Regions from separate parts of the Homo sapiens genome. Here regions 2 and 3 are each linked to region 1. Evidence: chromatin contacts called from ENCODE Hi-C or POLR2A ChIA-PET data. All regions are on one chromosome and are shown on one strand. The core of a region is the stretch at or near the end of the contact, and the rest is flanking DNA. Distances in the headings are between cores, read along the strand shown.

Region 1 (3,028 bases), core at 274-2,773:
CATGGTCTCTGCTCTCATGAGGCTTCCGCGGTGTGGGGATGAAGGAGAAAGTAGCCCATGCTAGGCCTCGGGGACAATAAAGGATTTTTATGAGCAAAGAAGGGGCCGGACATAGTGACCTATGCCTGCAATCCAGCACTTTGGGAAGCTGAGGCAGGTAAGTCACTTGAGCTCAGGAGTTTGAGAACAACCTGGGCAACATGGCGAAACCCTGTCTCCACAAAAAAATAGAAAAATTAACTGAGCATGGTGGTGCACGCCTGTAGTCCCAGCTACTTGAGAGGCTGAAGTGGGAGATCACCTATGCCCAGGGAGGTCAATGCTGCACTGAGCCGTGACTGTGCCATTGCACTCCAGCCTGGGCAACAGAGTGAGGCTCTGTCTCAAAAAAAAAAAAAAAAAAAAAAAAAAAGAAGTAGGAAGAGAGTTTCAGGTGTAGGAATTGCCTAAGGAGTGGCTTTCCAAATTCACTCAGTCATATATTCACACATGCATTGATCAAATATTTCCTGAAGCCTGCAGGGTGCCAGGCACTGAGCTAGGCTCTGGGGTGCCACAGTGAAGCAGACAGGCCCTGCCCCTGCCTCGGGGAGCTGACGAGGCACAGGGCTCTGAGAGTATGAAGATGAGGTGTGGGAGTGATGGCGGGCCCAGTCATGGTGGATGAAAGTCATAAAGAGTCAGCTGCTGCATAAGTCAGGGTTTTCCAGAGAAACAGAACCAACGGGAAGTGTCTACATAAATGTTCATGTTGCCTTTTCTACATTCACTTTTTTTTTTTTTTTGAGATGGAGTCTCGCTCTGTCACCCTGGCTGGAGTGCAGTGGCGCAATCTTGGCTCACTGCAACCTCCATCTCTTAGGTTCAAGAGATTCTCGTGCCTCAGCCTCCCTTGTAGCTGAGATGACAGGCATGTGCCATCACACCTGGCTAATTTTTGTATTTTTAGTAGAGATGGGGTTTCGCCATGTTGGCCAGGCGATCCACCTGCCTTGGTCTCCCAAAGTGCTGGGATTACAGGTGTGAGCCACCGAACCAGGGTCCTACTGGGATACCACACTAGTATAACATGTGGATATGGATATAAAAGCATGTTGTAAACTGTAGAGTATTTTAGAAATTAAATGGTTCAGGAGGTCCCAGTAGGACCCTAGTTCTGAACATCTGATTCCTGAAGCTGAGCTCTGTGTGTGTGCGTGTCTCTGGGCACACACTGGGTGTGTGTGCGCGTTGGCATGTGTGAGTCTGAGTGTATCAATGTCTGTCTGACTCTCCTGCTGTCAGGTCTGATCTTGGCTTCTAGCCACATTACCTGCCACTTTGGAATCCACAAGAGTCACCCCCAGGACAGCCCAGGCAACTTCTTTAAAATCTGGCCCTCCTGACTCTGCCTGGGACTGTGGCTTTCTGGGTGGAGCCTGGAGAAGTTGGATAGGATGTAAAAGAAACCAGGGCTTGGGCAATATCTGGGGAGCAGAAGTGAGAAACCGTGAAGAGCTGTGCGGGGTGACTCACTCGAGACCTCAACGTGGACAGCGAGCCACTAGCTGAGCAGAGCTGGGGCATCAGGTGACAGCAAAACAATGAGGGACAGGCTTGATAAGGTATACACACATACACGCACATGCAAATACACACAGACACACACGTAAATACACAGACACATAAACACTCATATGTACACCACATGCACACACACATGCAAATACACACACAGACACAAACACATGTACACACATGCAAATACATACAGACACAAACACATGTACACACACATGCAAATACACACAGACACACACATAAATACACAGACACATAAACACTCATATGTACACCACATGCACACACACATGCAAATACACACACAGACACACACATGCAAATACACACACACAAACACATGTACACACATGCAAATACATACACAGACACAAACACATGTACACACACATGCAAATACACACAGACACATATACACAAACGTACACACACATGCAAATACACACACAGACACACACTCATACACATACACACAAATACACAGACACGCACATACACAAGCACATGTACACCCACATACAAATACACACATACAAATACACAGACACACAACCACATACATACACACATACACACAGACACAACCACACACACATGCACACATACATAACACACATACACATATGCACAACCACACATATATGCACAGAAATGTACACACACATGCACACATACACATGTACAATTCTCACACTCATGTACACATGGCACACAAATACATGCATATACACACAACCGCACATACACTCTCACACACACACACTCTTACATATATACATTCACACACAGACACACACATACATGCTCACAGACATACACACTCACACAATGCACACACACACACCCTCACACAAATGCACACACACATGTACATACACCTGCACATGGACACATACATAACACACATGCAAATACACACATACACACAAACACACATATATACACAAACATGTACACACAATACATGCACACACACACGCACAATTCTCACAAGCATGTACACGTGACACACATATACATGCATATACACACACCCGTGCACACATACACTCACACACTCATAAATACACACACATGCACACACACTCTTACATACACATACACACATTCACACTCTCACATACACACACATGCACACATAACACATGTACACACAAATACATACAATCACACACATATACCCATACACAAACACACTCACATGTACACAAACACACACATACATGCACACATAGACAATTCTCACATATACATGCACACATATGCACACACACATGCACGCACACACGCACACACGTTTGCCATTTTATTAGTAATGAAAATGGCATCTTATATTTCTATTCTATTGTGTTTTCTCTCTCAGGTGCACACATGCATACACACACACAGACACACACACATATGCACGCACATGCACACCATTCATTGTGTGCTCCCAGACACGTGAAAGTGGTATCTTAACAAACAG
Region 2 (3,163 bases), core at 321-2,820, 140 kb before region 1:
GTTTCCCTTCTGTGCTAATTCATGTAAATAATGAAATAAAATGTCGTCATACTCTCCTTGAGAATATCAGGTCAGCAATAAATGTGTTGGGCTCTGGTCTGAGCACCTTAGAAGCAGAAGTTGGTTTCCTGACTTCACTGCACAAGGCAATGCTTGATCAGTTGCTTTGAGGCTTCGAAGCAGGCTGTTTCTAGATCCCTCTCTGGACATTTTTCTTCACTGTTAATGCTTCTCTCATCAACCTTTTAATTATTTTTATCTCTTTAATTACTGCAGGCGAGTTTATACCGAGGTGGCTACAGCCGATTTGCCCCCTACTGAAGTGACGTGAGACCCCTGCAAATGGGACAGCCCCCCAGTTCATGAGGCCTGGCTATTGCAATATTTACTAGTAGAGGAACTCTATAGCAAGATGAAGAGGAAAAACAAACAAACAAACAAAAAAAAACACAAAAAAAGAAAGAATACTTTTTTATACCTCACTATGTTCTTTGAATATGTATTTTTCCTTTAAATTTCTGCCTTTAATTCTTTTGTTCCAAAGATTGTGCATTTTTTTCTTTTTTTTTTTAAACTGTGGTAAAAAAAAAAAAAATAATGCATTTCCATGTCTGTATGTCCGTGCTTAGCTTATTCTATCAATCACGGAAGAGGCAGTCAAGGAGGAAGGAGAGACATTAGGAGCCGATAAATGCATCTGATCAGAAATCAGCAGACAGAATTACCAAAGTGTATCTGGTGCTGAATGACTGGGGGACAAGCAGAAGTGGAAGAGATCTTTCTGCAACAGGATATTCTTCTAGTCTTCTGAGTTTCTGGTCTTTGACAGGCAATTCTGGTTGGCTGTGGCTGGAATCCACATGCTGATAGATAGGAATTTGTGCTTACAAAGCAGGAGAATTAAAAAGACGCTTTCCTCTCCTCTTCCCTCCTGTCTTCTCCGTTCTTTTTACAATCATCTTACACGCACAGCCTGAGACAGCTGGCATAGTTTTTGGAATTATAGTATTGATATTTCCAAACGTGCTCTCAGACAGTGGATAATAAACACCTCATTAGGAAACCGATCTCAGAATGAACTCTGGAGTATGAAAAAGATCATTTCTTTTTGTTCCTGTAACCTAGCATTCCTTCTAGGCTTCTTCTCCTTTAATTGAACCACAGCTTAGCTCATGTATTCTTTTATTAACACCCTGCTCTCATGTCCATAAGATTCAGGAATTTAGGACCCAGGGACAGAAAAGTGAATAAGCCAGTGACCAGATTTCCCCCAGATGTCTTGAGGATTAGAAGTACAAATTGTTGACAGCCATTAAAGAGGGTGAGGAAGGGAAAAGGAATATTAGAAGATCTGGTATTTCTTACTTTTTTCTTGCCTCAGAAAGTACAAAGTTTAAAAAATAGAATAAAGAATCTGCTGGGGAAAGATAGAGTACCAGGTCCTAGGTCAGTAGTCCCTGGAAGTTTTGGTGATGAGGACATGGAAGGGCAGGCAGAGGCACTTTGTACTTGCTCCAAAGCCATAGGAATTTTCATCTTCCAGAGCCTTTATGAGTCACTTCTCTATCCACAGTCTTGAGCCTGTGGCTATCCCGCTGAGCTTCTCACTGTCCTCCAAAAACACCCCGCTGAGCACCCGGACCACTTTGTACACATTAACACTACAGGACATAAAATGCAGAGGCCCTGAGATTGCTGCCCTCCCATATTGGAAGGAGGGTCTGCGATGGCAAGGGTCTTCTATATCACCAGAAAGAGTCGCGCAGTGAGTCACTGCCGTTGCCATCTGGCTGTAATTTTCTATGTTATCAAGGTAGGAGGGAGTGTTTCTCTTCTAGCTGTTAGATAGAACTGATAAAAGCAAGTGTCCTACAGCATTTCCCAAATGAAGGCATTAGGAAATAGAAAAGCACGGTCTTTTTGGCTCCCTGGTCTAGTCACATTGGTACTAGGGTGACCTTTCACCCAAGGGACAGCTGCTAAAGGGAGTAATTCAGAGACATGGAGCTTCTGGTTATGGGTTTGTTTTGGGTTTGTTTTTAACTCCTGCCTCCACACATGTTCTTGACTGATAACTGACTCATGTCCCTGAATTAAAATGACTGACCTATGACAGCATCAAGCATTCTTTGTAAGCAGAGTGATATATCTGAGAGGGCGTTGACCTGTTGTGTAGAATACATATCCTTTCCCCCTTCAGAATCCTGTCTCGCCTCGTAACTGGGAGAGAGGCTGTGCCTGAAACTAGGGGCGATGTCAAGGAAGCTAGAGGCCTCGATGCAATTATTACTGACTCTGGGGAGGAAGACAGAGAATAAGGGGACACCAACTGCCCAGTCCACTGGCCATTTTTAAGGGTCCCCCCACCCCAAGCCAAAGTTTGGTTTGTTGCTGTTAAGACAATTTTTGTTGTATGTATATAAATATTTTAGTTAGAGGAGCGGGGAATGGGATGCGGGCTTTCACAGTTCTAGGGAATGGGGGCAGGGAGGATTTTGCTTTTGCTTTTGCTTTGAGGGAGAACTTTAGCTGACTAAAAAAACAGAAGTTTGGGGTCATGATCACAAAGGGGCCATTCCCAAAAGATGGCAAGCCACGTATTCAGTGGAGACTAGGCCAAATTCTAAATGGTTTTATCCATAGCAGGGGAGAATAGGAGAATGAGTTTAAGAGTTTTTCTCTTCTTTTTTCCTAGAAAGAGGTAAGGATAATGGGAAAGGTAGAGAAGGCGGCTCCCACAGACCTTTTAAGAGAGGCAGAATCTTGAGCTTGAGGCACCTTGAGTGCATCTCAGTTCAGCTGGTTCTGGCTGAGGCCTCCAAAGGCAAGCTCTGTGCTTTCCAGTGGTTTCTGCTGCATTTCCAGGGATGGTGTTTAACACCGCTTCCTCCAGCTCCCTTTTCTAAGAAAGAATAAATGGAGTTCTGCTTTTTATGAAAGGGTCTTTGGTTTTCAGTGTCAACACTGAGAATTGGGGCTCTTGCAAGCATCTGGATTTCACAGTATCAACCTCCCCGTCACCTTTTGAACTTTGAGACTCCGTACGGTCAACTTCACCAGAGGCAGGTTGCTCGAAGCAGCACTGCTTGTCTGTTCCTGACTCTGGTTCTCACTGTATTAAAAAAGAGAGTCAGAGGAGTCTGGCATTTCGTGAGTTTGTTAG
Region 3 (3,109 bases), core at 390-2,889, 250 kb after region 1:
ACTCTGCCGGCACCCCTGCTCGCTCCTGGTCCCATGGCTAATCCTTGGATCTAAGGCTAGGCTGCCCTAGGATGAATCTAGCCACCCTCAAACTCCCACTAGGGCAGGGGGCAGGGGGCAGGGAGTGGAGGCGGGTGTTTCATGTGGCAGCCCCTCTGAAGACACTGTGGCCACCTGCGAAAGAGCAGTGTGTCTGGGAGAATGGACCCAGGGCCTAGAGGGCAGCAGAGGGCAATACAGGGCTGCTTCGTCCCTTTGAATTCATACGTTGAATCTCTAATCCCTAGTATATCAGAATGCGATTGTATTTGGAGGTAGGACCTTTAAAGAAGTGCCAGGCACTGTGGCTCACACCTGTAATCCCAGCACTTTGGGAGGCCGAGGCGGGTGAATCACACGAGGTTGGGAGTTCGAGACCAGCCTGGCCAACATGGAGAAAACCCGTCTCTACTAAAAATACAAAATTAGCCAGGTGTGATGGCGCATGCCTGTAATCTCAGCTACTCAGGAGGCTGAGGCAGGATAATTGCTTGAACTGGGAGGCGGAGGTTGCAGTAAGCCGAGATCGCGCCATTGCACTCCAGCCTGGGCAACAAGAGTGAAACTCTGTCTCAAAAAAAAAAAAAAAAAAAGTGATTAAGGTACAATAGGTACAATAGATCATTAGGTGGACTCTAATCCTTGATGAATGCTGTCCTTATAAAAATGGGACTTTTGAACATAGAGAGATGCAGAGGGGATATGATGTGAGGCCCCAGGGAGAAGATGACCATATACAGCCACGGAGGGGCCGGAAGGAACCAACTGAACAGATGGAGTCCACGTCCTTGATGTTGAACTTCAGCCTCTAGAACTGTGAGAAAGAAGATTTCTGTGTCTAGGGGCCTGTCTGTGGGGCAGGGTGGTGGCGGTCCACGCGGAGAGGGTGGGAGGCACTGGCAGGACGGGGCAGTGGTGGCAACAGAGATTGGTTTCTGCGGGGATGGGGGGAGAGAAGGAATGAAGGACGGCGGGAAGCAGGTTTCTCACTGCTGGAGAAGGGAATTAGACATAGGGGAAGGGCGGAAAAGAGAAGGAATCTGTGGTAGAGCTGGAGTTACTGGGCGAGCTCATGATTTGTCTACACGTGGAGACAGAAACGGCAATGCACACGGATCTGAGCGTGTCGGCTGAGAAGGCGCGGGAGCAGGGGGCCCCAGCAACGGCACACCGGGGCTCTGTAAAGAGAGGGAGGGGACCGGGCTCACTTTTGCCCACCCAAAGCTCCCGTAGCTGAGCTCCCAGCTTGTCTCACCAAATCCTCCCCACAACCCTGTGAATCGGGACGTTTAAGAAGATCTGAGGCTTCCAGAGATGAAATCCCTTGTGTAGTCCCACAGCAGAGCCCGGCGGTGAAGCCAGACCCTCGGACTCCAGCTCCCAGCCCCATCACCATTGTTACTCAGCCCCACCAGTCAGAGGGCGTGTGCGCGTGTGTGTGTGCACGCGCGCGCCTGTGAGCTCGCGCGGGGCAGGAGCGGGCAGGAGCCGGCAGCACCCGCCCCTTTCTCCCGGTGTCTGTACCCGGGAGGGGCTGATTTGGCCGCGGTGGACTCCACCCTAGTGCCCCGGCAAGCCCTGTACATGCAGTGCTACTGCCATCTCGTGGTCGCCTTGAAACACTGACCCTGAGCAGGGGCCGTAGACCGTGCTCAGGACTCAGAACTGGGCCTACCTCCAGCCACCTTGGAGCGGGCAAAGGCTTCCTAAAGCGCCTACCGAGAGCCCGCAGAGCCCAATCCAGGAACGCCAGGGGGACCCTGCCGTGTTGCCAGGATCAAGACAGCCCTGACCCTCTTAGGGTTAGCAGCCCAGACCAGGAGGAAAGACAGACACAGTCCTTTGGTTCTCTCCCAGTGGGGAGTAGGGACAGACGTTATTCTGGAGCTGGGAAGGCAATACCAGAGGCAGAGCAGGGGTCCCTAGAATTACTGAGGAGTCTGAGGGGCAGGGCTCTGAGCCAGGTGTCTGGAGCAGAGGCCATTCTGGAAGGGAGCAGGGAACCATCCGTGACAATAACAACATGTACAGAGCATTGTCTACATGGCAGGTGCTGAGTTACTTGTTGGCTCAGTCAACCCTAACAACCCTATGAGGCAACGAGTGTTATCTGCCCATTTTACCAGTGAGAAAACAGAAGCACAGAAAGGTTAAGTAATTTGCCTAAGGTCACACAGCCCAGAAGTGGCCGGTCTGGGAGGTGGGTACTGACACTAGGGCAGGAGGTGGAGGGGTCGGTGTCCAGGCCCAGGGTGGGATCGTGGTGGCCCAGGGGAGCCAGGAGGGAGAGGGCTTGGTGGAGGCTCTGCAAAAGGCTTCCTCAAAGGCAGGCCTGGGGCTGCCCCCCAGGCGCCCTTTCCCCTGCCCACCAGCCCCTCCCAGCTCCACTCAACCCCTCCCCTCCATGCCCCCGGCCCAGCGCCTTCCGATGTAGCTGGGCCCAGCGGGAGCGGCGGCACCTCGTTAATCCTGCCCTGTGGTGCCAGGTGGAGGCCCTGCTCCTACCCAAGGCTCCCACCAGACAGCTGGCCCTCATTTTCTTGGGGCCAAGACTTCCTGCAGCTGTAAAGTGATCCCGCCCAGGCCTGCAGCCTCAGACAGAGCCTGCTGCCAGGGAACCCAGCCTGACTGCACTGATGAATTCCCGCCAGCGCCCCCCCCCCCAGCCCCCATGCAGCCCCAGCAGCCTTCTCTCTGAAGGAGGCCTTCAGGCAGCCTGGAACTGTTCCAGCCAGCCAAGCCGAGACCTCTGCAGGGGCCACCTCCTGCCTGGCATTCAAGGCCCTTCATGGCCCAGCCCACCCCATCTTACCTCAGCAGCCTTAGGCCGTCCTCACAGAGAGCCTCCTGGCCCTGGGCGTCCCGTCCCATCTTCTTCTTTTCACAGCGTGAAACAATGATTGAGTTTATGTCTGTCTTTCTCGTCCCTTTCCCTCCCACGTGACCCCACAGGGCTGGCACCTGGCCGCTTCACTTCTGTCTGGCGGGCACCTAGCGCTATGCTGTGTGCAGCTGGCTCCCAGGGGATGCACCCACAGGGAGGAATGAACAACCTGGCAGTTTTCACCCT

Evidence for each region. A loop is a pair of places that touch in the nucleus more often than their neighbours do. ChIA-PET counts read pairs that join two places held with the same protein, here RNA polymerase II (POLR2A). Pooled maps may share reads with other maps.
Region 2: POLR2A ChIA-PET joins it to region 1 with 12 read pairs in activated CD8-positive, alpha-beta memory T cell. The contact joins two enhancer-like sites. POLR2A ChIA-PET finds 5 or more read pairs at or near these places in 3 of 52 experiments (Panc1, WTC11 and activated CD8-positive, alpha-beta memory T cell).
Region 3: a map of CD14-positive monocyte shows a loop between it and region 1 (6-fold over the local background). The contact joins two enhancer-like sites. A Hi-C loop is called at or near these places in 5 of 168 maps with a recorded cell type or tissue (CD14-positive monocyte, GM18951, colonic mucosa and 2 more) and 2 of 50 pooled maps. POLR2A ChIA-PET finds 5 or more read pairs at or near these places in 1 of 52 experiments (K562).

The regions. Positions count from the first base shown.
Region 1 is chr22:35,600,831-35,603,858 of GRCh38, reverse strand. No RefSeq gene overlaps it. Among named protein-coding and RNA genes, the nearest start is that of MB, 15 kb to the left of the region's middle. Within about 2 kb of position 1,523, at least 5 of the 41 ENCODE cell types and tissues checked have a DNase peak (open chromatin) inside an H3K27ac peak, as active enhancers do; they include CD14-positive monocyte and psoas muscle, where a contact is called at or near this core.
Region 2 is chr22:35,741,363-35,744,525 of GRCh38, reverse strand. It overlaps RBFOX2 (RNA binding fox-1 homolog 2), which reads left to right. Exons shown (of 14, transcript NM_001349999.2): 14 at 277-3,163. The coding sequence ends at 321. Among named protein-coding and RNA genes, the nearest start is that of APOL5, 25 kb to the right of the region's middle. Within about 2 kb of position 1,570, at least 4 of the 41 ENCODE cell types and tissues checked have a DNase peak (open chromatin) inside an H3K27ac peak, as active enhancers do.
Region 3 is chr22:35,349,446-35,352,554 of GRCh38, reverse strand. No RefSeq gene overlaps it. Among named protein-coding and RNA genes, the nearest start is that of MIR6069, 14 kb to the right of the region's middle. RefSeq lists enhancers at 1-77, 1,388-1,507, 1,074-1,582, 2,173-2,705, 2,706-3,109 and 1 more and a silencer at 1,608-1,727. Within about 2 kb of position 1,639, at least 26 of the 41 ENCODE cell types and tissues checked have a DNase peak (open chromatin) inside an H3K27ac peak, as active enhancers do; they include CD14-positive monocyte and psoas muscle, where a contact is called at or near this core.